Linked DNA regions of Mus musculus: region 1 is linked to region 2. Evidence: chromatin loops called from intact Hi-C (ENCODE). Cell type or tissue: left cerebral cortex. All regions are shown on one strand. Each heading gives the region's core, and the rest is flanking DNA. Links, peaks and the distances in the headings are about the cores only.

What was found. Hi-C counts contacts between places; a loop is a spot of excess contacts. Peaks named below come from ENCODE experiments on the same cell type or tissue, not always from the same donor. Only the 100,000 strongest peaks of a DNase experiment are listed, where the experiment ranks them.
Region 1: a loop joins it to region 2, with 1.9 times the contacts of the local background. A loop is called at or near these places in 24 of 42 quality-filtered maps.

What each region holds. Positions count from the first base shown.
Region 1 is chr5:35,175,693-35,191,342 of GRCm38, forward strand. No RefSeq gene overlaps it. Among named protein-coding and RNA genes, the nearest start is that of Gm31601, 22 kb to the left of the region's middle. In left cerebral cortex, for the core only: no CTCF peak of the experiment used is centred there; a DNase peak (open chromatin) is centred at 9,876.
Region 2 is chr5:35,323,557-35,339,206 of GRCm38, forward strand. All of the region lies in intron 3 of Gm31656 (a long non-coding RNA gene), which reads left to right. Among named protein-coding and RNA genes, the nearest start is that of Gm31656, 16 kb to the left of the region's middle. In left cerebral cortex, for the core only: no CTCF peak of the experiment used is centred there; DNase peaks (open chromatin) are centred at 6,740 and 7,436; H3K27ac peaks cover 1,176 bases.

The sequences.
Region 1 (15,650 bases), core at 8,739-11,238, 140 kb before region 2:
TGGACACTATGCCCCTTCTTAGAATTGGGAACAAAACATCCATGGAAGGAGTTACAGAGACAAAGTTTGGAGCTGAGACGAAAAGATGGACCATCTAGAGACTGCCATATCCAGGGATCCATCCCATAATCAGCCTCCAAATGCTGACACCATTGCATACACCAGTAAGATTTTGCTGAAAGGACCCTGATATAGCTGTCTCTTGTGAGACTATGCTGGGGCCTAGCAAACACAGAAGTGGATGCTCACAATCAGCTATTGGATGGAACACAGGGCCCCCAATGGAGGAGCTAGAGAAAGTACCCAAGGAGCTGAAGGGTGCATAGTTTTGAAGGGGTATTTGGGCCCCTCTCTTTCTTTTCTTTGCTTTCTGGCTGCCAAGATCTGAGCATCTTCCTCTGCTATACGATCCCTCCCTGACGAGCTGCACTTTGACAGGTAGAAAGCACTCAGTGAACAGACCATGAACTGTACCCTCTTAAACACGAGCCTACAATAAACCCTTTGCCCTTCTGAGATAATCGTCTCAGGTGTTTTATAACCGGAACAGGAAGCTGACTAATCCAGGGAGAGACCGTGTCTCTGTGACTAGCGTTTTCACACCATCTCTCACCTCAGGAGCTCTAGATTCTGCCTTTTTTTTTTTTTTTTTTTTGCTTCTGGCACTGATGGTAGAACCGGCAGTAGAGGTAGGTCCCTGTCCGTGGGACTGTCCCTTCTGCCAGCTGCTCCAGTCTGTCCCTGAATGTTGATGGGGTGCCACTGTTAGGTGTAAGCACATCCAGGTACATCCACTGAGATTTCCAGGTCCTTATATCTGGAACAAAGGATTGAACTGTAGACAGATCACTGAGGATGAGAAAGGAAAAGCTCTAAGAATGGGTGTGGGCCAGAGGCATGACCCCGCCCACTCCTTTACATATCATGTGCATAGCACCGCCTCCTATGATTGTATCCTTCCTCTCCCGTGTATGGGCTGTCCCTTACTACCAGCCCTGTGGGGAGGGCTCTTTGTTAATTTGCATAACGCAGTGGAGGTGTGTGACACCTTCCAGCCCTTTGCCTTTTTCAGCTCGGGCTAGGCTTTTGGATTCTGGCCCTGTGACTGGCCTTGTCTGCTTGTCCCTTAGTTTTCTCATCTGCTCACTGACAAGTGGCAGACCCCGGACAAGGCTAGCAAAGGCTCAGGCTCTGCTATGAAGCTTTCCCTGGCTCTGCGGCTGTCATCCTGGGATACAGGCCACAGCACCAGGACCTGTTCGAATGAACACTGTTTCCAATTTCTTCATCTTTCTCCTGAAACTGACAAAATCAAAGGTTAATACCACAAGGCACATTCATTCTGCTCAGACATTTAACTAGAACTCATCCGTCACTTTGTCTTTGAGCTGACCAGTTTCCCAAGTGAAGCCAGCGTGGAAACCGATGACTGGCTCCTGGATGAAGTGGATACTGAACCTCAAAGCCCAGCATAAGAGGGCTGGTCTGTCTTGGAGGCAGGGCAGCAGTGGCTGAGGGCTGGCTGGGACTTAGTTCTGCTGGCTTGGGAGCCCTCAGGAGCGCGCCACCTTCCTGCCTTTTCTCCAGAGTCTAGGGCTCTGGAGGCAGCCAGGCCCTGGCAGCCAGGGGCCAGGCTGCCCACCACGGTCAATTCCAGATGAGTGGGATCCTGTGAGCACTCACCAGGGGCAAGAGCTATATGGGAACAGTGCTATTTTCCTCTTGCAGGCACTGTCCTCTGTCCTTGTGAAGGGAGCTCTGCTAAGAGCTGACAATAGGATGGCCCCAAGAGGAGCAGACTGGCTGGCTGGGGTTTGAAACCTATTCCCCACCAGGTGGCATCTGTGAGCTACCTCCTTCAGCCTCAGTTTCCTGCTTGTGAAGTGGGGCAGTCACAGACCTGTGCTGACCTGTCCAGAGTGTAGTAAGGCATTCCTAGAGAGGATCCTTCACAGAGCAGGCATCTGTTAAATAGTTTGCCTCGGTCATTGTCTGAGGCATAGAGGCACGGGCTGGGGACAGTCTGCGCTAGCACTGGCTGGTCTGCACTGCTGCAAGAAGTGTGAAGGACATTCTTAGATCGTGGGCATGTGACACCAACTCCATCAGAAAGAAAAGGGAATGGAGAAGATTGCAGCCCCCACTGTGCTCAGGTGTGCGTGGGTGGGGGGAGGGGTGAGCCCGACTGCTGGCCTCCAAAGGTTACCATGTTCTAGCGCTGAGCCTGTGAGTGTGATCAGTTGGAGAAGGTCTCATAGCACCTGTGTCACACTTACTCCTTAGGAGAAGCATGACTCTAGATATGGGAAGGGGACCAGAAAATATGCCGAGGGAGGAGGGCTGGCACGCAAATATGTCCACAGGAAGCAGTTCGACCATAAGTCAAGGATGCTCGCAGCTTCTGGAAGAGTCAGGAAGGACTGTCACTTGAAGCCATCGTGGGCACAGCCTTACACTTCCATCGTGGACTTCTGCCCCCACCACTAGAGGAGGATTTGTGTGCACTGAGGCCCCCAGTGTGAGGAGGCCTTCACTGTGCTGCCCACACAGCTTTGAAAGCCATATTCTTGCAGCTGGTAGAAAAGATAGGGTCCCAGGGAGATGCCTTCTAAGAGGAGCATTCCTGAAGACAGTGGCTTGTCTAAGTATAGCATGGGTGGTGAGGTGGGCACTGGTTCTAGTGACTGGTTCTGTCAGGGAATGGCCCAGACAGCCCTTCATACTCCTGGGAGAATGGAGGCCGGCTTCTGAGTAATTGGTAGCATAGCCCTCTCCACATATTTCAACCTGACTCCTTTTGTCTTGTCTATGTGCTATGTTCTACAAGACATGAGGAGGGAGGCCCATAATCACTCTAGGAGAGGCCACTTGCCTGGGAACAGTGATGAACCATCTGAATGTGGTCTGCTATCTAGCATCCTCCTAACAACATCCTCCTCTCTGTGGCCCCAAGTAGGACCTTCACATCAGGACACTGGAACCAGCCTTATGACCTTGTTTGAGCCTCAGCTTCCCTCTGCACACAGAGGCCCCAGCCTGACCTTGAGCTCACACTCTCCCTTGGAGAGTTCCCTCTTGGACCAGCTGTGGGCCTTTCTTCCATCACTTCCAGTACATGACCCAAAGAGAGAGATTCTTAACTTCATGCTGAGACCCAGTGCTGCTGACCTCTCTGGAGATGCTGGAGCGCCTCAGGGTTCCATGCAGGCTGAGTGGAGGACCAGCCAGCTGCTGGTCACACTGATCGGGGAGGATGAGACCATCGATCGAAGCAGTAACCAGTGTGGTTGAGGCAGAACGGACATGGCCAGTAAAGAAACACCTGGCCCGGTCACAGCACAGCCTGGGAGGGTTCTCAAATCTCGGAGAGAGCTGGGTGCTCCCAGACACTTAGATGAAATATACCCCATCAGCCAGACGGGGACAAAGGCCGTAACCTGCCTTATCGGTCCTGGGGCTCTGCACACCATATGGGCTACGGTTTAGGGGTGGGTTCCAAGGCAAGCCTACCCTTGCTGGTGGCTCTGATGTGGTGGTCTCCAGGGCCATGAACTGCCTCAACTTCCTGGGCCCTGGTCACCTGAGGGATTACAATTCTGAGTGGTGGTGAAACCTCAGACTCAGCTCAGCAACTTGGAGCCCAGAGTCTCCTTGCTGGAGCCTGCAAGGGGATGGGAGTAAACTAGGGTGGCCCTTCCCCTGCTCAGGGACTGTCAGGCAGGTGGCATAGCCCGTGGGTATGTCTGGGACCAGCTGACAGGAAGAATGCCTGAGGGCCTTCAGTCATCTGTCATAGCCTCTGTCTAGCCACCCTCTAAGCGTCATGACTCAGCCCTAGCCCTAAGTATTTGAGGCAGGGGAAGGAGAGGAGGGCAAGGTCAGCCTTTGCCACTGTGACTATCCCTCCCCAATGGGTCCTTCTTTATAATATTTGATTTGAGATGTGCTGTGTTTGTGTTGTTTACTGAATACCATGCTGGCAAGAGGAAAGAGTCTGCTAAAACATGCAACATCCACCAGCCAGGACCTTCTCTTCAGCTTCTGCAGGGCACAGGATAAAGGCCAGGGCTAGATCTCCTCCCTCTCCCTCTCCCCCTCCCCCTCTCCTTCCCCCTCCCCCTCCCCCCTCTCTCATGCTCATGTGACATGGAGACTAAGTGTTGACATCGTGTGTCTTCTATAGCTCTCTACCTTATTATTACTTCTACTTTTTGAGTCAGGGTCTCTCGTTGAACCTGCCTCTTGACCCGGAACTTGTTGTTTCCACTAGATGGGCTGGCCACCCACCTGTCTCCACCCCCCACCCACCTGTCTCCACCCCCAGTGCTGGGGTTATGGATGGGAGCTGCCACCCTTAGCTTCGGTTGCTGGGGATCCAAGCTCAGATCCTTCTTGCTTGTGCAATAAGCAGTTCGCTTGCTGAGCCATCTCCCTGGACTCTCTGGTTTATTTTTGTAGGCAAGGCCTCCTCTTTTTGTCGGGGGTGTGGTGGGGTGGGGTGGAATGAAGCAAGAGAGACATGTAGGGCTCCAAACATAAGGCTGGTCTGTGTCAGCATCCATCACTGGGACAAGATACCTGAGATGATCTTCTAAGGAGGAAAGACTCTCCATCTTGGTCTTAGCAGTTTTAGCTTCAGTCCACGGTTAGTTGGATTATGGCTTTGGGCCTCCACATTTTGGGGCTTTGCACACTGTGAGAGCAAGTTATTCCATTTCAGCTAGAAGCAGAGAAGGAGGAAGAGGCCTGTTTTCCATAGCCCATCCATGGCATGTCTTCCAGTCACCTAGCTTCTGTGCATAGTCTTCTCTTCTTAAATGTTTTACCATCTTCTGATAGGGACATGGGCTGGGGACCAAGCCTTCAATGCACAGAGGACATCTAATATCCAAACTGTAACAAGAGCCATTGCTAGGCTGGCTTGACCCTGAGAACGAGTGCTTAGTTAAGTCTGTGTACCAAATGGTTCTCTCTCTCTCTCTCTCTCTCTCTCTCTCTCTCTCTCTCTCTCTCTCTCTCTCTCTCTCCCTCGCTCTTGATTTATTTATTGTCATATGTAAGTACACTGTGGTTGTCTTCAGACACACCAGAAGAGGGCATCAGATCTCATTACGGATGGTTGTGAACCACCATGTGGTTGCTGGGATTTGAACTCAGGACCTTTAGAAGAGCAGTCAGTGCTCTTAACTGCTGAGCCATCTCTCCAGCCCAGTTCTCTCTCTCTCTTAGAACAATTTTATGTGTATGAGAATTTGCTCTCATGCATGTATGTATACCACAAGTGTTCCTCAGAGGCTGGATCCAGGGATCAGAGGTGTTGGATGCCCCAGAACTGGAGTTACAGACAGTTGTGAGGCACTGACTGCATGGATGCTGGGAACTGAACCAAGGTCGTCTATAAAAGCAGCAAATGTTCTTAACTGCTGAGCTATTTATCCATTCCTACAGGGAGTCCCAGCTGTTTTCCATCTTTCATGTCATCTATCCATCCATCCGTCCGTCTGTCTGTCTGTCCATTTGTCCACCCATCCATCCACCTCGTTGCTCATCATGTCATTCATCCATAAATCTAATATTCTATCCACCCATCTACCTATCTAGTCACTCAACTGTCCATTATTTATCTAGCTATCTACTCATTCATCTATGTATTCAGTCATTCACCTATCTATATCACACACCCATCCATCCATCCTTTCATGCAATTGATAAATAGCATCCAGTTATTCAATCATCTATATTATCTATCCATCTATATGTCCTTCCATCCTTCTGTCCATTCAGTCATTCATTCAGCTATCTAATCATCCATCCGTCTGTCCATCTATCCATCTATCCATCTGTTCTCTGTCTAGTCCTTCATCCAGTTATCTAATCATCCATCCACCCACCCATTCATCTATCCACCCATCCATCTATCCATCCATCCATCCATCCATTCATCCATCTAATTGACCACTTAATCATTCATTCATTCATCTACTCAATTTTATCTGATCTTTTTTCTTAACTCCATTCTTTCTTTCTTATCACCCTTCCATGCATTCATTTATGTCTGTCCAGCTGATGATACTTCATCATTCCTTACTATATAAACACACCACAGAGTCTAGTACTAGAGTGCCAGCAGGGTTGGGAATAGGGCAGTACAATGGAGGTCCCCAAGACATAAGACATATGGAGACACTTGCTCTCTGATTCATGCAAGTACATGACCTGCTGGTGGTTTGGTGAGTTGGGAGTCCCTTCTTCTTCCAGGTTTTCATCAGTAGAGAACAAACCAAGGTGGCCAAGTGCCATGCTTAAAAATCCATGAGCTTTAATAGAGTTTTTATCAGGGCTTGACTCACTCCATTGAAGTGTCTGTAAGGAGATATGCCACTGGGGACTTCATTCAATGACCTACTCCTGCTATTGTATGGCAGACACATTGATGGCTGCCTGTATCCAGGGACTTGAAACTTCACATGATAAGTGTTTCAGGCTTTGTAGTTGGACTCTGTACCCACTATTTACCTCTATGAGATAGTATGAAGACAGCTATACACAACACCTACACAAATGACATTTTGATACAACTTTACACACACACACACACACACACACACACACACACACACACACACACACGAGGACAGAGCTCTTCTGGCTTTGTCTTTTTTCCCCAGTCCCTTCTGCTCATTCTTCTTCTGTTGTCTTGAGATCTCTGTCTTCTCCATGAGCTCTGGCATGAAGAGGCCATGCTGACCTCTGTGTGTCCTCTTCTCTCTGCTGTTTTGAGTCGCTGTCTCCCTTAAGTCGAGGTGTGGAGAGGTTTGCCATTTTTGGTTTCTTCTCAAGGAGAAGAGCTGTGGATGACATTTTCCTCTGCCTCACAAACGCCCCCTTTGATGTCTTCATTTTCTCTCCATCTGGCTTGTGGCTTTTCCTTCCTTCCAACTTCTCTCTATCTGTCTTGTTTAGGTTTCTATTGATGTGATAAACACCAAGACCAAAACCAAAGAGTTTGTTTTGCTTACAATGTACAGTAGTCTATCACTAAGGGAAGTTAGGATAGGAACTCATGGCAGGAACCTGGAGGCAGGAACCAAAGCAGAAACCACAGTAGAGTGATGCTTACTGGCTTACTCAGCTTGCTTTCTTATGCGTTCCAGGACCACCTGCCCAGCAGTGGTACTGCCCAGAGTGAGCTTACACCAACCATCAATCAAGAAAATACCTCATAGACTTGCCCATAGGTCAATTGGATGGAGACTCTTCTCAACTGAGGTTCTCTCTTCCCAGATGACTCTAGCTGTGTCAAGTCGATATGAAAAATAGCCAGTATAACATCTAATCACCCTCACTTTCATTCCCAAAGGGGTCTGCTCCCTGCTTGAGTCCCCAAAAGTTGTGTGATGAGGCACACGATTTGAGAAACTGCGCAGCTGTACATTATGGTTGTACGAAGGCTCCTTCCTTAAGGACATTATGTTTAGGGCCCACGGAGGCAGGTGGCTTCCCAACATGGAGATGTGAGAGCTAGTGGCTCCCACTTGTGTTGCTTGTGGCATTTTCCTCCCGAGTCCTTTAATTGTCTTCATCGCTGGCGCTGGGTGCTTGCTCCACCCTTGGGGTTTTTGAAGACAGAGCTGGGGAAGTGCCAGCGCCTGACATTTTCCTGTCCCTCAGAAATTCCTCTTATGGCATGGTTTCTTTTGGTTCCCAGGAGACCAGGGCTCCCGACAAAACCTTTGGGCTCCAGTGCTTCCGTAAATGGGATTAGAAGCTGGAGTCCAAGCCAGGCACGTGTTTGCCTTGGGCCTCTGCACAGCTCTAGCTTTGTAAATGGAAGTGATGGTTATTTCATGCTGTCGAGAACTTCCCGTTTGACTTGAGGTAGTGGCTTCTGTGGCTTCCGTGGCTGCCGTGGGACCTGCTGCGGCTGCAGGTGCAAACACTCTTGCCTGTAGCTGTGAGGTTCAGAGCATCTCAAAGCCTGATAAACTCACAGCTGGCTCTACTCTCTACAATGCCCCCTTCTCCACTTCCTGGAATCCATCAGTTCATATTGCCACACTCATGGGAACCACTCAGGGTCCTGCTCCAGGTTCAGAGGAGTGACAATGTAAATAAGGTTGAACCCTTACCTTCCTCAAGCTAACATCAACCTGAGGACATAGAGAAGCCCACGCGAAGCCTCTCCAGCCTCTTGGGACTGATTTTTGCCATGTGACTAGTTCTTACCAGGCAGGATGACAGGATGGTGCTCTGGGCTGGCATTGTTGGCTAGACAGGCAGTATGAGGCCCAGGCAGCACAACCTGGGGCGGGGGTGGGGGTGGGGAGGGAGGTCGTCCCTAACTCCAGGGCAGGCCTTAATCCAATGTTCATGGGAATGGCACGCAATGGCTGAGCCCTTGGCTTTATGTTTAGTTTTCCGTGTCCTGGCTCAGTGCAAAACAAGGGAAGAAGTTTGAGCCACTGAATATCTGTCAACCCTATCACGGAGAACGGAAAAGCCAGAAGCGGGGGAGCAGAGCAGGTGAGCCTGTGCGAAGCAGAGGCTTTCTGCAGCCTCGTGTGTTAGAAGGCTCCTGAGGCACTTACTGTTTTATTAAAACAGATCGACCGTGGATACTCAAAGTGTGTCATAAAACCAGCACTCTTTTTATACAAATAAACTTGGCAGATGTGAGCTGTGGGGGAGTGTGCCTCCCCTCCAATACACTTGCATGATGGGGACAGTTGACAAGTGACTGAGTGCCCAGCTCGAAGCTAAGGACCGACGCCCTCTGGGATCTCAGATCGCCACACTTCTGAGTTCTGAATAAGTGAGTTTACCGAGCAGATAGCAACCAAAAGTTAAAGAACAAATAGCAACCAGCTGACAGACGGAAGCACCGGGTAAAGAGAAACACCTTCAAGTCAGGAGATGACGGCATCTGTCAGGTGATGGTGCAGCCTGACCAAGAGAGCAAACCAAGGCCAAACCATCAAATCGGGAGCTTGAAACATGGGGTCGAGACTAACTGGGGACATTGAGGCAGTAACTGGGGACCCTGATTCTTTTTCTCTTCATGATACACTTCCAGCCTCCTGTTTCCATCAAAGACATTTTATACTGCAGGACAAACAATGGTGACAATGGAAATGTTTATCTTTTGCATACAATATATCTTGACCATATTCCTCTACCCCCCAACTCCTCACGTCCCTTAATCAAAAGTCCAGTGATGCTCTGTTGGAGTAAACAGGTACTAACTGCACATAGCTTCATGGCTACTTCCTCCCGTCAGGGATTGGACACTGTCTGGCTTGAACACAGTTTCTTGTGAGCTCCTATGTGTGTCAGCCCTGTTGTATCTGGAAGATTTTGATTCCTTTGGGTCCCTGCCTCCTCTTCTGCATAGGTTCCTAAGCCTGAGATGAGGGATGGAGGAAGACATCCATTCAGAAGTGAGTACTCTAAGGACAATGTTTTAACTCTCTATTCTCCGCCTTGCCTGTCACAGAGTCAGGGAGACAGCCTATCCTCAGAAAAGGACCTGGGGGACATGGAGACAGCATACTTTGGTCTGAAAGGAGACAGGGAAGCAAATCGGCTTTCAGAGTCATCTCCTAAGAGAGCTCTAACACACATGACCAATAGAATGTACATATAGTGTACATTACCCTATTTTTGAGTCCCAAGAACCTGTGGTGTTCCCAGCTGGTCTCCTCATCACCACTATGAGAATGCTACTACTCTCTTCTGGTACCATTTCAAGAGGAGCAAGGTCCCAAGAGGGAGGCCACACACAGTCAGAAGGCAATGGGCCAGGCAGAGCCTGTCCACTCTCATGCTCAGCCCTGAGATGCCTGCTGTGGGGAGCTGGGGTGTTCCAGCCTTTGTTGTTGGCTGCCTGTCTTAAGCCCTCTTCCACTGCCCACTCAGATCTCACTGACTCTGGTTTCCATAAAACACTGAACACTCATGTTTCTGATAATGAACTCCCTCACATGTTAGTGAGAATACATTCACTTTTCTTCCTTCTAGCAGGGAACATGGAAGGCAATTTTTGAGTCAAAATCATCCACCCTTCATCTTACTGGTGGGGAATCCAAGGTGAATTTTGGTTTGGGATTTTGTCCTGGGCATCCTGGAATGTTTTTCAAAGATTCTTAAAAGGTTCTAAACAAAACAAAACAAAACAAAACAAAACAAAACAAAACAAAAGACCCAAAACAAAAAGACAAATCAAAACATGCTGAATTCACTTGAACTACCAAGTAAGTTCATGCTGGCACCCTTAGGAGGGCAGTGCGTCACGAATTCCCAAGTGGTGATGAGGGGCTAGCTCAGAATAGGCCTGAGTCAGGGCCCCACACAGGGCTGCCAGCTGCTGCACACAGAACACAGTTTCTTATCCCCAATCCCCCTGCCCCACCCAACTCTGCTTCCAGAGGGATTGGAGGTGCTGATGCCTGCCTACATCCTGCTCAGGGTGTGGTGTCTCTGGGCTCCTGCTTGGCTCGTGGTCTTTAATGCCCCTGCCCCTTACTTCCTCCTGCCACCTCCTTTCTCTCCTGCTGGAGTGCAAGGCACCTTTCCTCCTGCCTCAGGCTCTGGCAGCTTTGTGGGGGTGGGGTGGGGGTGGGGGGCGCTGCTTTCATTATTGGTTAGTGCTGAGAAGCAAGAAGCAGGTGCGCATGCCTGGATCTGCACAGGTGTGCACAGTGGGTGGCCATCTGTATGTATGATGGTGTTGTGGGACCACAGAGACACACATCTGCAAATATGCATAGTCATGTACACACATACCAGGGGTGTGTGTGTGTGTGTGTGTGTGTGTGTGAGAGAGAGAGAGAGAGAGAGAGAGAGATAGAGAGAGAAGACTCCCAGAGTGTATATTTGGGGCACTTCCATTAGCCAGCCTCAACCAGCTCTTGCTCCATTTCCAAGGGCATTTAGCTTTCCCTGTATGCTGCTGGGTTTTTGCTCATTAGCTCTGGTCAGCTCTCTCTGCTCCTTTTGGAACAAATAGAGAAATTCTCCTATCAAACTGCCTGACACCATGGTCCTTAGCAGTTCCCAAGCCCTGTCCCTGCCCCTCTGTCCATTTGCGCTCTCTCTCTCTCTCTCTCCCCGCCCCCTCCAACCAGAGTGTGTAGCGGGGAGAACCTTGTACCATCTCTTCTCCCTGCCTGCCTCATTACTCTCTGTCTTCCTCAAAGGCTGCTCTGTCCTTCCCGAGCTGTCTGAGCTCCTGCTGGACCACCCTCCACTTTCACCCCACATCTGTAGACTTTCCATTTCTTTCTGCCTTCTAGGCTTAGGGGTGCTGTCCCTCTTGTTGGACCCCTTTGTCATCGTTAGCTTTGTTAGCTTATCACAGTCTAGAGCAGTGGCTGTCAACCTTCCTAACATTGTGACCCTTTAACACAGTTCTTGTTGTGGTTACCCCCAACAATAACATTATTTTCAAAACTGTAATTTTGCTACTGTTATGGATCATAATGTAAATGTCTGTGTTTTCTGATGGCCTTAGGTGACCCCTGTGAAAGGGTCACTCAACCCCTAAAGGGTCATCTGAGAGAAAAGCCTGGATTGAGGAATTGTCTAGATTAGATTGGCTTGTGGGCATGTGTATGGGATTATCTTTACAATTAAACAGATGGTTAATAGGTGTAGAATGCCCCAGACCACCGTGGGTGTCACCAGTCTCTGGGCTGGTGGTCTCTGGTTGTAGAAGGAAGCTACCTAAGCATGCATCTGGGAACAGCCAGCAGCAGTGTTCTCCAGTGTTCCTGCCACACTTCCCTGACTGTGAGTGAGCTCCTGCCCTGACTGCCCTTAGTGATTACTGTGACCTGGAAGTGTAAGCTAAATAAAGCCTTTCCTCCCACAAGTGCTTTTGGTCATGATATCTGTTAGAGCGACAGAATGACACTTCTGTCAGCTACCCCAATTACTCCTCTATAACCTTCCATCTTTGACCCCAACCTTCCTTTTCTCCCTATCTCTGCCATCCTAGTTCACAGAGCCCCTCTGGTTCCTTCTCCGCCCTGACCCTGCTGCCTTCAGGTCTTGTTGTCTGTCAGCTCCATCTCTGTCAAGTAGCCCATAGGCCCACATTTGCCCTTCTGACCTGACCCATTCCTCCGCTTAGATATGTGGATCCTTCCCAATGTATGTGGGGGCAGTCCTGGCTCTCTGTGCCTCCTCGGGGCACCTGCATCCCAGCTTCATGCCCCTCAGAAGCTTCTGCCCTCTCTCCAAAGCATTTGCTCTCCCATATCATCCTTCTATGCTGTACTCTACCCTTCGTTCTGCACACATCCATCCTTCTGTTCTTTCTTTGTTCTAACCTGTATTCTGCTGCTGGGGAAACACTCCCTTAGCCAGTTCCCTTCAAATGAGAAACAGACCCCTTTGTGAGCAGAGACCTAGGGAAAGAGGAGGAGTTGTGAGTCATTCCAGAAATCACCTCTGCTGTTGATTCCCTAAGGCTGGAGACCCAGGACTGGAAGTCCCAGAACTGCGTGCATGCAACCTGTCTTCCCAGAGGGTTGGGTCCACACAGTACTTCTGAGGACGCTCTCTAGACCTTACTTCCTTGGGAAACTCACAGTCACTTTCTCATTCCGTTGTACTCCCCCACCACCTAGGTACACACCCTGAAAGAGAAGCCAGGTTGGGAGCTGGGCTGAGAGACAGAAACTTGTCATTCAGACAGAACCAGGACCATGACTTAGAGCAACCTCCTGGGAACCTGACCCAGTCTTCCACACAGTCAGGCTTGCCACAGCCAGCCCCAGGGCCAAGCCAGAACTCTGCAGCATCGTTCAACATCTGCAGATGCTGCACTTTTGTCTCTGCCTCCCACCTGGGCAGACAGAGAAGCCAAACTGCCTCCAATCTGTCACTCGGACATTAACCTGGAGGTGACACCTCAGTTTGTACAGGCTGGTGGCCTCCACCAGGCCCACTCAAGCATGTGTCTCTCTCTGCTCTGCTCCTCGGCCTGAGGCTCTGTGGCAATGCAGACCACAGTCACTGTTGTTTCATTGATGGTAACGCTTTGATTTGATTTCCAAGCTTGCATCTTCCACTTCTAGTCAAAGGAGGCTCAACTATGTATTACTTTTTGTTTGTTTGTTTGTTCTGTCTCTAGTCATACTATGGGTTCTGTTGAAGCCTGTGACCTGAGGCATGCATGTGGAAAGAAGCCAGTAAAAGAGCAGAGGGGACCCAGCAGAGTGGGGACCAACTGATGCTGGAATTGGGGCCCTGATATGAGTGGTAAAGGGGGGGGTCACAATCCCTTCCATAACACCTGGTAAGTGCAGCTCGTCTGGTCTGAACCTTCACCCCACTGGGAGGTGGGGAGAAACAAAGTCGCTGAGACCAGTTGGAACCTGCTTGCTTGACTCTGTGCAGCCACACTGCTCCCTGCTGTATTTATCCCCAGACTCTCCAGGGCTGCTGGAAGGGAGACTGAGGCTTCCTTCTGGGGACCTCTAGCCACAGTAGCGTCTCTCAGGGCTGCTCTGCTCAGCCAGGCTGTTGGCCTTGGCTCCCTTCCCTGTCCCTTCATTGTTGGCAGGGCCTTAGCATGCTTCTGGGTCATCACGAGCCTCTGAGTAGCTGAGCCTCCTTTTCCTTGACAAATGCACTTGGCAAGCTGCCCTGAGCGCCGGGCCCCAAGCGATGCCTGTGGCATAAATGTCCCAGCACTGTGCAGGCTGCTCGCCTACATTATTTCACCCTGTCCCCAACTTTCCTTCTGCAGAGGAGCAACCAACCCTCAGAGCAGGGAAGAGCCCCAACCTCATCCCAGCATTTTCATGGGTAGAAACACTGAGACCAGTGTGGCTTCCCCAGCGTGACATTTGTCTGTGTCCTCACGCTGTCACCCTTGGAGGCCAACCTGGTGACTATAGTTCAGTAATGTACTTAGTCCCTTGGTGTCTACGGGGAAGAGTTCCAGGACTCTGCAGATGGCAAAATTTGTAAGCACTCAGGCCTCTTAAAAAACACAAGCTGGGCAATGGCGGCGCTCGCCTTTAATCTCAGCACTCAGGGGAGATGCAGGGGCATCTCTGTGAGTTCAAGGAAGGCCTGGTCTACAGAGGGAATTCCAGGGCTACATAGAGAAACTCTGTCTCAAAAACCAAAACCAAACCAAAAATAAAAGCCCACCAAAACAAAACAAAACAAAAAACCAAAACAATGCTAGGCATCCTCCTGTCATAGATTTAGACTATCTCTGGGTGTTACTTAGTGTGGCCTCCATTAGAAGCACACTAACAAAAAACAGTGAAGCAGTCTACATGCTCAGTGCAGAAGTGAGTTTCCTCTCAGGTACTTTCTACCCAGGGTGGGTTGACCCCATGGTGTGGACCCTGCAGGTATAGAGAGTCAGTTGAATCTTATGTTCCAAAGTTGCCAGGAGAGTGACTTTCAAATGTCCTGACCCAAAAGTGAGAGGTCTGGGAGGTGACACATATGCTAATTAGCTTGATGAGCACATCCCAAACACCAGATCCATACACTCACGCATCATTCACAATTGTCATTTGTCAGTTTAAAGTTTGCAAAAAAAAAAAAAAAAAAAAGTATCTTTATCAACGTGCTTCCCTCACTGGCGGATTCCAAGCAGAGCCGGTTCAATTGCAATTGCTCAGAAGATGTGCTTAAATCTGCAGCCTCAAACTCAGGAAAACAGAATGATTGCCGATGACATCAAGTTGACATGAGGTTAGAGCAAGGGTGGGGCCCTCATCCAGTGACTGGTGTCTTCCTGAGAAGAGAGGACATAGAAACACCAAAGAGGTCTCTGTGACAATGCTGGCAGAGCCTGGAGTGGTACAGTCACTCAGTGGTAGAGGATCCGTCCCCAGGACCTGCGAGGAGAGAGAGCTGTGGACTCTTTGATCTTGAAAGAAGGTGGAATGTGAGAATAGTTTCTCCCTCTCTTTATCTCTCTCTCTCCCTCCCTGCCTTACCTACTGTCACCCCTCCATACCTCTCCCTCGTCCTCCTTCCCTCCCTCCTCTTCCTTTCTTTTCTTTTTTTTTCTTCCAAACAGGTCTCGTGTAGCCCAAGCTAGTCAAATTCTCTGTGTAGCTGAGGATGCCCTTGAGCTCATAGAAGACATCAACGAAAGGGACACCTCCAAGAAGCTGTTGGTGCCCCTGAGAAGGTGAAGGGAGGTCCTGGGTGCCTACAAAGCCCTTCTGCCCAAATGTCAAAGGTCAGACATGGAAACACAGCACTGCCATAATCGTGCCGTCACCTGAAAACCACGGTCCCCAGATGAGTCCTTGCGCTTTCTTCTGCTTACCTAAGCAGCAGTATGGGGTTACATCACCACATGGTGAACAGGAGCAGCTGAAGGGCAAGCGAGAGTAGGACTGCTCCTGCAGCGTGGGGAACTCAAGCATACATCCCATGAGTTACGGAAAGGGCATGGCCCTGATGTCTTAGGACCTTCTTGAGCTGATGTCCTGGGCTGAGGAGGAAGCTTGTATCCAGCTGTGCCTTGTAGATCGTCAGCCAGGGCAAGCTTTGGAACCTGCTGGGCTTGGGCACAAACTCATCAGCTCTGAGTCCAGGCTTCAGTGGCAGAAAGCAGTTTTGTCGGCCGTCCATCTCTTCTGTAGCAGTGCTCTCTGTCCCTGCCATCA
Region 2 (15,650 bases), core at 5,584-8,083:
GATTTACAGATGTAATCCTACTCACACTTAGCTGAGTGCGCCTCTGCAGAGGAGCGTGTGGAAGCAGTGTGGACTCCATGTCTAAAGATCAGAAAGCTTTAACACATCAGATGCTCAAGCCTCCTGACCATGGCATGACTCTGCTGGCTTCTGTAGCTCAGCCCTGGATGTCACAATTGGATACGCCCTGAGTGCTTTATAACCTGTAGATGCCCTTGCCCCTCCCCATCGCCCTTCTGAAGCAAAGGGGTGTGTTCTGTAAAGTCATGATGTGATATGCACAGCATAAAGGTTGTCGTCCTAACCATCCAGAGTGTCTTCACTCTGCTGTGTGGTCACCACCTGCATCCATCTCTAGAACTTTCCGCCTCCACAGACTGAGCCTGTCCCCATGGACACCAACTCTACATTCCCTTCTCAGGCACCCACCATTCTTTCTGCCCCTGTGAATGTGATGGCTTTTGGGAACCTCCTAGTTTGTCCCAGTGCCAGGTCTGCGATGGCCATGGGTCATTCTGCCTTTGGGCTACTGTGAGCACACTGCTCTTTGTGCGTGCGTGTGTGTGTGTGTGTGTGTGTGTTATGGAGGGGGTGGGGTTAGTCTGTATCTCAGTGCTTTGAGGTTGATATTCAGAAGTGATAGTGCAAGAACATGTAGGTATTACATGTTCTTAGGTGTATTTCCATTTTTTTGAGGAAATGTCAGTTTTCCACAGCAGGTGACCACATCTTACTCCTTCTCCCTCCCCATCTTTCCCATAGTGCTCTGGCTCTCAATACCTTGCATCCACAGACTTACTGTCTATTCTTATTTGCTTCTTTCTTCTAGACAGTAACTGACCTAATTACTATGACGTGACATCTCACTGAGGCTTTAGTATGTACTTCCCTGAAGTTTAGCAATGTGGAGGGGATTTTAGTTGGATACTGGGTCAATGAATTATTTTTTAAGTAAGAAAATGGGGACAGAAAAATATTGCCCAGGACTTGGTGGAAGAGGGTTCACCATGCGTGCAGAGGGTTATAGGTTCTATTCACAATACTGAAGGAGGGCGAGGGGGAGGAGGAATACATTTTATCTTTCAAAAACAAAGGGGAAATAATGACCTGTATCTATCATTTTAAACTATTGAGAGAAGAGCAGAGTGGTCACAGGGGGCAGGGGGCAGGAAGAAACAAGGAACAATGACAGCTAAAAGGCTGTATAACCACAAGATTGTGGCCACTGGTAGAGCAGAGCAGCTGGGGGGATAATTAGCTTGGGTAGAAGAGGAACACTTGTAATGTAACTCACCCTCAGGCAGGATGTGGACTCCAGCACATGGGTCTTGACATGTGTCTGCAAGGCTGGGTCGAACCTTCTAGAAAGTAAAAAGAAACATGTCTTTCCAGACTAGAGAGTAGTCTGGCTGTTGATAATAGAATCTTGAACTCCATGGAAGCCAGCTCTGAGGGCCCACATAGACTGTGCCCCCCATGACCTTCTCAAATAGGAATGTGGTTGAACACTGGTAAGAATTAAGGCCCAGACCTATGAACCATGTAGGGAAAACTATAAAAGTTGGGGATTGGGATGGGGTTGGTAATCCAAGGCCTGTCACTGAAGGAGCAGCTCAGAGGACTAGAAAGGTTCCAAGCTAAGCAGGGTGGTCCAGAAGTCAATGGAAATGTAAAGTGGAAACTTAAGGGTTCTTAGGAAAGTCGGTTGGATGGTGTTTTGCTGGGGCAAACACACGAAGGAATGTTTCCTTACAGTGGACACAGGTGTGAAAGGCTAAGGCAGACTCATGAAGGAATGCTTTGCTGAAGCAGACACAGGAGAGAGGATGTTCTGCTAAAGCAAGCACGTGAAAGGACAGGTGATGAAGGATTCTTTGCTAACGACACACATGTATTGGTCTACCTTACATTGCGTAGTTGAGCTGCATTTGTCAGGACACCATAGAGAGAAACACACCAAAAAACTTGTGGTGGTGTGATGCAGCTTCTTGCCTCTTCCTCGGACTCGGGCTGATTGGATGCACATGCTGAGGCAAGGCACACGGAGAACACGTGATGTTTGGAGGGACTAAATAGGACTTGACAGACAATGATGGAGTCTGAGCTAGGCTTGATTATAGAGCTAGCTGTGCAGTGCTGTGGGCCTCCTGTCCTTGCTGATCTTCGCTTCCCTGAGCACGGCTGAGAACTTCTCCTGGTGTTCCTGCTGGTCCCTCCTACTGACTGAGGTGAGGCTGAGGCCTGGCTGTCTCTGCTAGGTCTTGTCACTGCTGTTGCTAACTGAACTCTACTGACCTGGACTGCTGGTGTATCCATGAGGTGTTTGCAAGTGGATTGGGCTGCTGCTGCCTGCTAACCTGTGAGCTGAATTGCAGATTTCCAGATAACACAGATGGGAGTTGCTCCAAAGAACCTTTCTAAACAAGTCCCCGTATTCTTTCTTTTCCACTACCTCAGGTGGATGGTGGGTTACAAGAAAGGTTAAAACATTTAAGCCGGGCGGTGGTGGTGCACGCCTTTAATCCCAGCACTTGGGAAGCAGAGGCAGGTGGATTTCTGAGTTCCAGGCTAGCCTAGTCTACAAAGTGAGTTCCAGGACAGCCAGGACTACACAGAGAAACCCTGTCTCAAAAAAAAAAATTTAAGAACCATCATTAGAAATAAGATTAAAAAAAAATTAAAGTTACAGGAATGGGCGTTGAGTCTGGAAAGGGCAGAGAGTGGGACAGTGTAGAATCTCATGGGACAGCAAGTTCCATGAACTGAGCAGAGCCCAGGAGAGGCACAAAAGGAGCCAATCACACATCAGAGAAGAGGAAGGGAGCAGATCACTGGACAGTTTAGGGCTCTAGTTATTATGTCTATTGTTTTTTTTGTCTATTTTTTTTAAAACATAGAAACTCACTCTGTATTGCAGGACGGTCTACAGCCCATGCTCCTGCCTCACCCTTCTGAGTTCTGGGATGGCAGGCTTTTGTCTTTTATTGTTGTTGTTTTTTGTTTTTTGTTTTTCAAGACAGGGTTTCTCTGTATAGCTCTGGCTGTCTTGGAACTCACTTTGTAGACCAGGCTGGCCTCGAACTCAAGAAATCTGCCTGCCTCTGCCTCCTGAGTGCTGGGATTAAAGGCATGCGACACCTCGCCCAGCTTGATAACAGGCATTTGTCATACCTCTCTGTCTCTGGTGGTCTGCCTCTCTATCAGGGCGTGCCTGGAGGAGGCACAGCAAAGTCCGGAATGGGGAGTCCATAGCTCGAGTTTCCCACCAGGCATCAGACACCACTACACCCCAGACCAGAAGGGGGAACAGCAGGATCTGGGATGAATGCTGTGGTTTCTGGTCTCCTCTCTGGGTACCACTGTTATAACAGAGGGAGAAGATCCACCTTTCCTCTCAGGGCATGGGTGGAAAGCGGAAAGATAGAGTCCAGGATGAGCAGGGTCTGGTCTGATTGGGAGGGAGTGCTGAGTACCAGAGGGGCTGGAGAAGAGAGGTAAGCTTAGGTGTGGCTTTTTTAGGCAAAGGCCCTCCCTGTGGCAACCTTTAATGAAGCAGCTCTCTGAGACTATCCTGGCTTGTTCATACTGTTTTATTTGGTTGTGGATGCGAACATATACATACACTTTATTTGGGGTGAACTAGGGTTATATACCTCTTAAGGGAAGGAATACCCAGGAAGGGAAGTTCATTGGCTGAAGGCTTAGGGTACTGAAATGCCTCATTTGCATGGGGAAGCATTTCAGGAATCTCAGGTGCTGGCTGAACAGGTCCTTATCAGGAGACAGGAAGTTGAACCTAGGTTACATGATATTGTACAGGTAGAGATGTGGAGTTTTTCTTTCTTTTCTTTCTTTCTTTTTTTCTTTTTAAATTCCCCAGAAAAGGTCAGAGAAGAAGTCCTGCCAATGAATGGAGTTCTCCATACAGCACCGAGCCCTAGAAGGCTCTCCAGCCGATGGTAGACTTTGGTCTTATTTAGCAGCTTTCCCACGGGCACGCATTATCATGCCTATCTTCATCACTGGATTTTTTTTTGACAGCAATTACATTTTGCAAGCTGTTGTTTCTCTGGCTCCAGACTGTGCCTGGTCAGGTGAGTGACATGGTGAGGAACTGGACACTGGCTGCATGTGGCTCTGAGTCCACGGTTGACAAAAGCAGAGAGAATAATCTCAGCTAGCCTCAGGCACATGGACAGAGGACACTTGTCTTTCCTTAAAGATTCACAGGAAGTCATCGCCTCCTGACTGCTGTTGTGTCATGGAGCCAGCCCCAGGGAGCCGGTGAGGGGATAAACAAATAGTGGCCTAGAAGGGTCTGATCTCCATGGCCTTTATAAATTGCTTCACATACCTCGGGGCCACTTGTCCTGCCTGGTGCTGTGGCCCTTGACGAGCAGCCTGTCTCAAAGGTTGTGTAGATGTGACTTTCCAGGTCATGTCCCCAGCCCCCACACCTTCCTGGCTGACTCAGATTGAGGACAGTGGCCTCTAAGATGCAAGGGTCTGACTTGGCATCACTTCTCCCTAGTCAGCCGGGCTCTGTGAATCCCAGACCATAACCAGGTTCAGAAGAGCAGGCCAGAGGTTTGCTGAGCCCCAGGAGCCCAGAGTCACATGGGTGATGGCTATGAAGTCCTTAGAGCTGCATGCCTAGGTCAGAGGACAATTTGCAGGAGTCAATTCTTTCTATCCCACCACGTAGGTCTGGGGACTCAACTCAGGTCAGCAGGCTTAACAGCAAGTGTCTTTGCCCACTGAGCCATCTTGCCAGCCCCTCCAGCTACATTCCATGTCCCCTATCCTGCCTCTACTGCTCTGCAGGGCTTCTGCAGGAGCTGTGGGTGTGAATGTGCCTTCCTGTCTAGACAAACAGGTGCCCATCACAGGCTGCTGTAGTCTCCTGGGTCTTAAGCCAGCACTGGGAAACAAACACTTTTTGGCAAAAGAATCTTTGTGTCTTTCTTTTTCTTCCTTTTTCATATAATACGTTTATTATGCCAATTTAATCATTATCAGAAAATCACTTGGGAATGACTGAAGACGAAGTCAGCAGAAACAACTCGGGAGTGATAAATCACCCGAAATTGGTTGCAGATATGCTTTGTGACTTCTCAGATAGCATTTGCCTTGTGACAGTCGTTCATCTCAGTCTGAAATGAAAGAACGCACAGGGGACTACCTCTGTGTTAGCACGCATCAGTGGGATACATGGGGACCCTGAGCAAGCTGCCACATAGTCACCACATGATGCTATTCTGAGCTTGTTGTCTTCAGGTTTAGGGCTCTGTAGCCTGCTGTGTGTATGTTGAAGGCTCTGTGGCTGCCTGCCCTTGTGTTTAAGGCCCAGTGTTCTGGTGTGTATGTGTGTTTAGGTCTTTGTGGTTTGGTGTGTACTTGTTTAGGGCAGCTGTGGCTTCTTATCTATTTATTTAGGACTTTGTAGACTGCTGCAGGGCTTAGGGCTCCATGGTTCCTGCCTGCATCTTTAGAAATACTGTAACTGGCTGCAGATATGGTTTTCCCATTTTGCCACCATTAGTATTCCCCCCTGTGGTTGGAATTTTCTCTTCTCTGATATTAGGCGCCATCTCTGTGTGTGTGTGTGTGTGTGTGTGTGTGTGTGTGTGTGTGTGTATTGTGTGTGATGTTACATAATATCCACCAACCTTTGCTTGTTCTTGATCAGTGTCTACCTGGTGCTCCTAACCACTGAGCTACCTCGCCTCTCCAGCCCCCCTTCAGTGTTTTGGAGTAGATTTTTCTGTATGGTTTCTTAGGTGATATTGCTGTCAGGTTCCCTTTGCTCTCATCTCCTGGCCCACCTAAGACGGGCACCCCCCCTAAGGTGGGCTTAGCTTCCTGGTACTCTCCCTGGCATGGGCCCAGGCATCTGGCAGGGGCTGCTCCTGAGGCCATTCCTCTACGGTCTTCATCCTTTCCTGTGCCAGGAACTCATTTGCCCTGGTTCCTTTAAGCTACTCCATCAGAGGCAGCACCTAACATCTGTCAGTGACCTTGAACAAACACTCTTCTCTCTGGAGTTCAGTTCATTGCTTCTAAAATGGACCATCATACAAACTCCCTCCTCTATCAAAACGGGGGTGTGATAGAGAGAGGAGTCTTTCAATCAAGCAGCTAGGGATTCTGTGTCACAAGCCTGAATCAATTAGCCTCCAGCCCAAGTGCACCCAGTGACTGGAGGGATGGGTTCAGAAGTCGTCTGGACTCCTCTCTCCATCTGTGGTTTGACCCTGGGCTGCTGCGAGCAGGGCAGCAGCAGTAGAGTTGCCCTGTGCAGCCTAGAGACAAAGGTTGTGAAGCTTAAGAGCTGCTGCCTTTTTGGCTCCAGGCTGTACCTCTCCTGCAGCTCCACTGGTTGGCTAGGGGAAGAGGCAGAGTCACCAGGCTGTCCAAATATACGTACAGACATGCAAGTGCCATAGACATGCAAGTGCCAGAGACTGTTCTCATGAGCGAAGACAAAAGAGGCTAGGGTGTACCTCAATGGGTAGAGTGTCTGACAGCGTGCATGAGGCCTTGGGTTTGATCACAAGCACCATATAAACCAATTCCAGCACTTGGGAAGTGGAGACAGGAAGATCAGAAATTCAAGGAAAACCTCTGCTACAGAGTAAGTTCAAGGACAGTCAGAACCACATGAAACTGAGTCAAAGAAGAAAGAGGAGGAGGTGGAAGGTAGGAAGCGAGAGAATGGAGAGAAGAGGGAGAAGAGGAGGAGTGGGAGGAGGAGCAGGAGGAGGAACAGGAGGAGGAACAGGAGGAGGAACAGGAGGAGGAGCGGGAGGAGCAGAAGTGACAGCTACGTACAATGCACAATTCTCAATTAAAGCCTTCATTAGAGAACAGGTACGGATATAATTTAGGACAATTGGAGAAGTAGAATCAGAACTAATATTAGATCATTAATCAGCTTGGGCTGCAACACCACAGGTTGGGCAGCACTGACACGGACCTGCAAGTCTGAGAACCAAAATGGAAGCAGAGTCCAAGGGGAGTCAGCCATCTGGTGCCCCAATACAGACCCTCTTCCTGGTTCTGCAACAGCCAGGCCTTGTCAACAGGGGTTCAGGGAGGGGTGGGGGGGGGGACATCTCTCTTTTCCTACCTGGCCTCTAACTGCCCCAGGAGATATCCTTAATCTCCCCAGCGTGTCTTCACCTCCCACCCCAGGCAGTCCTGGGCTCCAGCTCCCACCAGCAAATTCGAAGCAGCGCAGCCACTGAGACCATCTCACCAGCAAAGCACCAGTGTACATTTTTTTAGGTGTAGGCGTCATCTGAGGACTGAATTAAATTTCTCAAGCAAGGCAGTGGGTAGCAGTGTGTCCTGTGCTTAGGGACACAGCTGACGTAGTTACAAAGAGACTGACTTTGGAAATGAGCAGAGGCAGCTGTGGTGATGGTGGGCCACTGGCCAGTGGGTAACAAGCAGAGGGTGGCTGTCCATTGTTTAGTCCTTGGTTCCTCCATTGTTCTGAGAATTTGAGACAACAAGGAGCTGGGCTCTGTCTAGGATAGTGATGACGAACTAGCTGGCGCCTCAGCCCTGAGCCCTGTGTGGGATGCTTAGACTGTAGAGGCAGTTGGAAGACACAGAACCCTGCAGGGAAGGAAACTTCACCAGGGAGGGGTATGAAATAGGCCAGCCCAGCTCAGGAACAACAGCCACTAGGTTTTGACTGTGGCCCTTCAAGCCACCTGATGGTAAGCATGACATGGCTGGACCAGCCTGAGTCCTCACTCCTGTGGCTCTTGCTTTTTCCTGAATGGGCTATGCCTGCCCTCCACCAGCTGAACTTGACACAATATAATCCTTGAAGGGTAACCTCATTATTCTGTCTAGCAGAGTTGACAGAGGGACAGAGCTCCTGCTTCTTGGTAGGAATGGCTTTCTTCAGACTAGAGAGGTATCTCAGCCATTAAAAATTAGATTCAAAGTCAAAACATCCAAAACACCTGTCTTCCACCAGCAACAACCAGGACAGTGAGGCTCAGCGGCTGTCAAGGGCCATGTGGTGACATTCAACACGGGGTCTCTGCTATAAACCACATATGTACCTCCTGCCCACCGATCCCATGTCACATGCACGTGGATCTCTTCTGGGCTTGAGTGTGTGTAGAGTCAGACATGTATGCTAGACATCACAAAGGCAGTCCCAGAGATAGAAAGGTCATACATGATCTTTCTTTTCTTTCTCATGATTTTGCGTATTCCCCAAACAGCAACCAAGAGTGCACTGTCTTTGAGTCAGGCACCTGGCCACAGTATCCCTGACTCTAGGAGGAGAGCCAAGTGATGGAAGGCTTTGGGCCAGGCTCACTCCTGCCCTGCGGAGACGCAGCCTCCACTCTCACAGCTGGAATCACTGCCTCTGCGGGCAGGAGAGGGAGTTGTGGTCACCCAGCGTGGCTCTTCTCTCCAGGGTCCGCAGATCCAGAACCCATCTCTAGCCTGCCCACCTCACTTTCAGAGCCTGGCCCTTATTGCTAAGAAACAGCCATGCAACTCGTTTAGAGCTGTGCTTCTGGCTCAGAGCTGAGTTAATGAAAGAGAGAAAGAAAAAAAAAAACCAGGAACCAAAATAGAAGCATGTGCACAGTCGGAAGCTGGGGCGAAGCAGTTCCCTTGGAGTAGCTCCCTGCAGATCCAGGGAGGCAGGCCCTGGCCAGGCTGCACCCCAGCTTTTGCATCTTAATCAGAGATAATTACAGGAGGTCTGGGCTTCCACTGGGTGGGAGGAGAAGCCCATCCCAGCTGTTTCTCACCCACACCTGCTCCCTGTGGCAAAGCAGAGGACCCTCAGCAAATGGCTGGCCCTACCTCCTTTTGTAGATGGGGAAACTGAGGCCCTGGGAGCATATGAGACTCTTCCCTGAGAGTAGACAAAGTCAAGGGAAGATCAGATGCATAGAATGAATGGGGCTGATTTGAGTTCACACCCATAGACTGTGACATGTTGAAAGTGCCCATGTAACCTTTGAGACCAGAGCAGCAAATGAACACCCTGAGTCATGACTGAACTCTGGGCTTTCTTGTCTTTAGAATCTTGGCCTGATTTCTGGCTAGGCTGTCTCTACCACGGGAGTTATAAGTTGCCTGTGGCAGGGCTCCTCCCATGCATGCATGTTCCCTTGTACTCAGAGGCCTGGTGACAAGCCCCCATGGCATTGGTGGGCCAGGGCTGCTGACTAGCTAGCTACACCCACTGGTCAGTGGAGCAGGGCACAGAGAAGTAGCAAGTGTCACCGGACAACAACTGCTCATCCTCACCACAGTGGACAGGGATGTGGTAGAAGAAGGGAAGAGGTTTTACGGAAAGGCACCTGCATCCAGAGAAGGGAGGTGGCCGCAATCACAGCTCTCCTTCTCAGGACCAGGTCAGACATGAGAGTAGAATATCTCCAAAAGGCATCAGATCTGTGCTAAGTGTTGGTCTCCAAACCCCATGTTTCCCTGCATAGTGCTTGACCAGGTCCTGCTAGGATGCTTCATTTCTGCTATGCTGGCTTCCAATCCAGGCAGCCCTGCCTCCGTGCCCTTTCTGGCGGGCTCTCTGTGCTGATTCATGTCTCCAGCCAGACATTTTCCAACCAGCTCTTTCCTGACACCCCAATTGAGAGCCCCATATCTCAGTCATCCAATATGTCCCCAGATAAAGGAACTAACTATGTCTCCCTGAAGTAGAGAATTAAGGGTTCTCTGGAAAGCCAGTTGGGTTGGATGGTGTTTTGCTGGGGCAGACATGGGAAGGAGTGTTTAGCTGAAGCCAACACAAGTGAAAGGATTTCCTGCTGAATAAAACACATGAAAGGACACATGATGAAAAATTCTTCACTAATGTATTGGTCTGCCTTACAATGCATAGTTGAGTTACATTTGTGGGGACTCCATAGAGAGAAATGAACCAAAAGAATTCTGGTTCATCTCACCCCATGAGACTAAGTAGAAAATCTAGGCACATCCTAAGGCCCCTCCCTTCTCCGTCTCCAGTCCCCAAGACATGCTGCTATGTGCTTTCCTCCTGACGACCCACCCCCTTCTCCTAACTACAATATCCACCTGCTTTCTGTGAAACAGAGAGGACTTTTAAACTGGCAAAGTGTGTAGATCATGCCAACTGCAGGCTGTGGCCAGGAGCTTACTGGTGTTCAGACAGAGGTGGGCTGCACTGTGAGAGACTCTTCTGGGCAGTTGAGAGGTGAGAAGCCACTGGGAAGCAGGACATGAGGGGCTTGGAGACCTCAAAAGGGGGAAACTGAGGCACCAAAGGACCTGAGCTGTGTCTATGCAGCTCTGCTGTTTCCCCTTCTCTTCTTCTACTAGGTTCTGAATGGGTATGCTGAGAAGGCATCAGAAGGACCCTTGCTCACCAATGAGTGTCCCACCCCTGTGCTGCACACCCTAACCAACTGCCTAGGCTCTCATGGGGGCGGTGTGGCTAATGTTGCAGACACAAGGTCATTTTCCCTCTCCCATTCCATGACCTTGTCCAGGCCATCTTCAAAAGCTCAGAGGTTCTTGCTTACCGGGCTCAGCTGAGCTCCCTGTGTGGTGTGGAAGGAGCTCCACAAATACATGAGAAGCTGTACTCACAGCAGGCTCAGGAGAAGACCATGAGGGCTTCTGGGTAGCTGGTCAGAGTAGAGGCTGAGAGGAAGGAAGCCCAGGCCCTCAAGGAGACAGATGGGGACACTGTGGAAGGCACTGGGGGTGAGGGGCTAGAGCAGAGCCCAGACTGATTGTTGTTACTCAGGGACCCAGGACAAGTGGAGCCCTTGAAGCTTACAGGACGTGGGTCCCGTAGTATGATGCTCGGCGTCCTGTCCACCCTGCACTGTCACATGAACCAAGGCAGCATGAGGAGGCCTCCCCCCAACCCCTAGTTTGGCTACATTGAGACTGCACAGATTTAATGAATTAATTCCCCAAATTACTGAATCAATACCTAATTACAACCACAGGCAATCTGACAGCCTGAGAGCCAGACTCTGTAATCACTGCTTTTAGGCAAGAAACGGAGTTCAGAGAGGTGATGTCACTCCCCTAAGTGCACAGCTACCAGCTCAGGGCGGGCGGGTGGAGAGGGGGGACTGCCAGGCTCTGTCACTGAGAAAGAGAATGGGGGTGGAGGGTGGGAGGGATATGGGGCTGTCAGCAATGAGCCTTTGCACCCTGCACCCCACACTGTGTTTCCTGCACCCCTGTACTGTGCACGCTGCACCGCACACCCACTGCACCCTGCACCGCAAGCCATTCCCACAGTACCCTACACCCCACACTGTACACACTGCACCCCCCACCCCACACTGTGTGCACCCCTATACTCTTGCACTATGCACTCTGCCCCTCACACCTATGACAGTCTCAGCCCGGAACTGTGCACCGCGTACCACACTGTGCTCTCTGAGTCTTGTAACATAGAAGCTGCTCTGTGGACATTGAAATATGGCTTTGGCATCCTGTATGCTGTGTCTCTGCCCCTGGGCCTGCACCCTGTACCTTCCACCTTGTAACTCTGCTGTAGGCCGTTTTCATACTGGACAAAGAGGCCTAAATAGCTCCAGCTGCAAGCAGGAGGGCCAGGGTCAGAGGGAGTGTGTGTTGTCCCTTGGTCTCTCATTCACTTAAGGAAAATTTTGGCCTAGCCTGGCAGAATGACTACAGCAAATGTCATATCGTGGCTACAAGATAATGGCCTAGCTAGCCTTGACATCTGCTTGCTAAGCAGCAGTCCCTCAGCTGAAGGGACTCCCATTGGGACATCTGACCTGCTAAAGGGCTGTGTGGCCCTTGGGAATTGCTGGCAGAGCTGTGGCCCAGCTGAGCAGGCCTTCTGTGTAGCCTTAGACCTCTTTCCTCAGCTTCAGGTGCTAGAGATGGGGACCTGGCAGGGGATCTGAGCATGGAGGCTGGACGTGGGAGCCAGGTCTGGAGTTCTGTCTATGCCTACTGTTTGGAGGAAGGCAGAGTACAGCTTTGCTCTTCCAGGCTGTGTAATGGACAGTGCAGTTAGAGAGCCCTGTTTCCAACCTTCAGGCTTCCATGTTGCAGGCTAGAGCGATGATAACACTTCCCCGATTCCCAGCACTGAGTACTTGGTGCACAGACTAATTCTGCAGAGAGCTTGTTCTCGTTTGCTTACTGGACAGAGCATAATGCAGACCACCTCCCAAACCAGGTAGAAGGAAGGTATGGATGGGTTTAGCTGTGCCCAGCAGCCCTGGGATTAAGGACAACCTTTGTCTACAAAAGAAAAGGGAGGCTCCGGAACTTTTTTTTTAAGCTTCCAGGGAATGAAAGTGACCTTCACCTTCAGTCTGTTAGGCCTTTGTACAGAGGGATCCCTGAGCTGCAGGGATTTCCATGTTGGAGCTGTTGAGAGGAATGGCCGTTCCCTTGAACACAAAGCCCAGAGCTCACCCTCAGATGAGAGGTCTGGCGGGAGGGAGAGAAGCACCTGCCAAGAAGCACAAGGCTAAAAGGAGGGCCGGAGAGGTGGCTCAGCCTTTAAGAGCAAGCACTTGCTCCTGATTTAATCCCCAGAACCTACATTCACATCACAGTAACTGTAGCTCCAGGGGAGCCCATGTCCTCTTTTGGCTTCCATGAATGCCAACCAACACTCAGGTGCATATACCCACCCACAGACACAAATGAATACGATTTAAATTGATGAAAAATAAATTAAAGAAATAAAACCAAGCAGAATCTGAACGCCAAGCCTGTGGGTGGGAGGATGAGTGACCGAGGACGGGGTTTGGGGCACAGCACTTTATATCATAGAGACTGAGGGTGTTAGGGTTGGGAGTGTGCAGCGGTTATGGAGGAACTGCAGAGAGGACTCCTGGCCCTCACAGGCTGGGGAAGACACAGAGGGCTGGAGAAGACACTGAGAGTGTTTCTTTGGCATTCAGGCTTATCTGTGGTGCTCAGGATGGAGCCAGGGGCCTGAAGCATGCTCAGCACACAACTTTAGCACTGAGCCTGCACCAAACATTAGCCAAAGCAGCAGCTAGCAGAACTCAGGACACCATCAAGATACAGGGCCCAGGAAAGGCAGAGGACACATCTGGACAGACAGATAACTCCATGGAAGCTTCTGAGATGATGGGCATGTGTATGCTTAAAATAAAGCACAGAGGTCCATGCACTCTGGTAAAAGCAAGCAATGGTAGAAGAGTCTGGAAAAAATGAGAAAAAGAAGCAGGGGAGGGAGATTTGCAACCAGGCTTCTGCCATGCACACTGGGTCTGTCTTAGATAGGGTTTTACTGCTGTGAACAGACACCATGACCAAGGCAAATCTTATAAGGAAAACCTTCAATTGGGGCTGGCTTTCAGGCTCAGAGGTTCAGTCTGTTATCATCAAGGCAGGAGCATGGCAGCATCCAGGCAGGCAGGGTGCAGGAGGAGCTGAGAGTTCTACATCTTTATCTGAAGGCCACTAGCAGAATACTGACTTCTAGGCAGCAAGAATGAGGGTCTTAAAGCCCACACCCACAGAGACACACCTACTCCAACAAGGTCACACCTAGTTTAACAGAGCCACACCTTCTAATAGTGCCCCTCCCTGGGTCAAGCATATACAAATCATAACAGGGTCAGAACTCAGCATCTGGGGTCTGCAGTTAGGTGGAAGAGCATGGAGGTGGGAAGTCTGGAGGTTGACACAGCCCTGAGGAGACCCCAGGAGAAGGATATGGAAGATATCACACACCAGCTGGGGAGGCAGGGGCTCCATTTGAAGAGCTGTGTCTTGGGACAAGAAGTTTCCATCAGGGCAAGATAGTGGGTCCTTGGAATGTTGCTGGAAATGAGCAGTAAATACTAGAGATTCCACAGAGGGTTTGGAGAATGGAAAGATGGGGCATCTGGGGTTCAGAAATCCTTGGGATCAAAGCAAGATGGGTGGCATGGGGTCAACCTCGATAAGGGCTGCAGACAGCCCCAGGCCTGGAGCAACAAGTGACAGCAAAGGCCAAGTGCCTCGGACCCTGTACTTCAATACGTATCACATGGTCACACTCAGCCGTGCATGCACACAGCAGATACAAGCCCTCCCTTCCATGATCATTTCTATTCCACAGAGGGTGAAACTGAAGCCCCGCAGGCCGTTAGGAGGTCTAGCACTACAGCCTGCAGCCACCTTTCTCCCGTCCCCAGGCCTCATGTGCACCTGCTGGCCTTGCCTAACCGTGGCCCTCACGGAACTCAGCCTGATCTGGGAACTGATCAGTGGCATTGTTCGGGAGCAAGGCGGGCATTTCATTTCCTCTCTGCTGTGGGTGCTGCCTGCTCTTTGCAGCCTGCACCAGCCAAGGCCCCTTGCCTGGGCGCTGGATATTAAACTGCCAGTGGCTGCTGGAAATGTGCCTGTAAGAACATTTCCTTTCAACAACCAGACTGACTGGCCTCGGGGCTTTCCCTGCCCCCACATCCCACCCCTGTATCTGGACTGCAGAGCTATTGCTAGGTCTGAATCCAGATCTCTGCCAGTGTCAGGGGATCCCAGCACAGGCAAGGACCTTCATTCAGGAGCCCAGGACTCCTGTGCCCCAAGTCCCTTCCCTCTTGCTGGCAAGGCTTTGGGAGCAAAGCCTACAAAATGCTCTCCTGAGCAAGCAGGAAGGACCCTGAAAAGAGTTTCTTGCTCCCTAAAGGGGGCAGGAAAAGACTTTCCCTCTTTCCACCTAGCCTGGTGTCACCTGCTTTTTCCACCTAGCCTGGTCTCACCTGCTCTAACACACCTTTCATGGAAGCCACCTTGCAGCCACGAGGATGATGTGTCTGCGTCCAGTCTCTGTGCCCAGGCCAGCTTCTAAGATGGGAGGGGGTGACTGAGGCTCTGAGTCTGGATAGTCAGAGTTCCCTGTGACTAAGTAAGACTGAGTCCGAATAGTTTATTCTAGTTTCAGATAATAATCGCTCCTGGCTCCCATAGTGATATGCCCTCGGAGTCTCCATCTACACATGTAGAGAACAATCTATGTGTGGTGTCCCCTTTCAAGATAAGGCAGGCACAGAACCTCTCAAGATCATGATGGCAAAAGACTCTTTTTTTCTGCCTGTCTACAGTAAGTAGGTGATAGACATTAGATAGATAGGTGATGGCTAATGGTCAGGTTGATAGGTATGTATGTAGACAATGGCTTTTTAATTTAGTTTAGTTTTCTGAGACAAGGTTTCTCTGTGTAACAGCTGTGGCTGTCCTGGAACACACTTTGTAGAATAGGCTGGCCTCGAACTCACTGAGATTCACCTGCTTCTGTCTCCTGAGTGCTGAGATTAAAGGCATACACCATCACACTGGGCTTGACAATGGATTTTATAGATAGATGATGGGGAGAGAGAGGGTTGGGGGAGAGAGAGAGAGAGAGAGAGAGAGAGAGAGAGAGAGAGAGAGAGAATAGGTATCAGATGATAGATTGCATAGATAGATAGATAGATAGATAGACAGGCCCTTTAGGGAGGCCCATAGCTCTCCAGCACAAAGGGACTCAAGCAGCACCCTTGTTTGCAGAAGTCTTCATAAGCCCTCCCCAAAACACAGTGTGCAGAAGGGCCATACTTAACAGTTAGCAAATGCAGGTAAATGCTTGCAGAAGCCAGCACCCTCGTCTGTCCCTA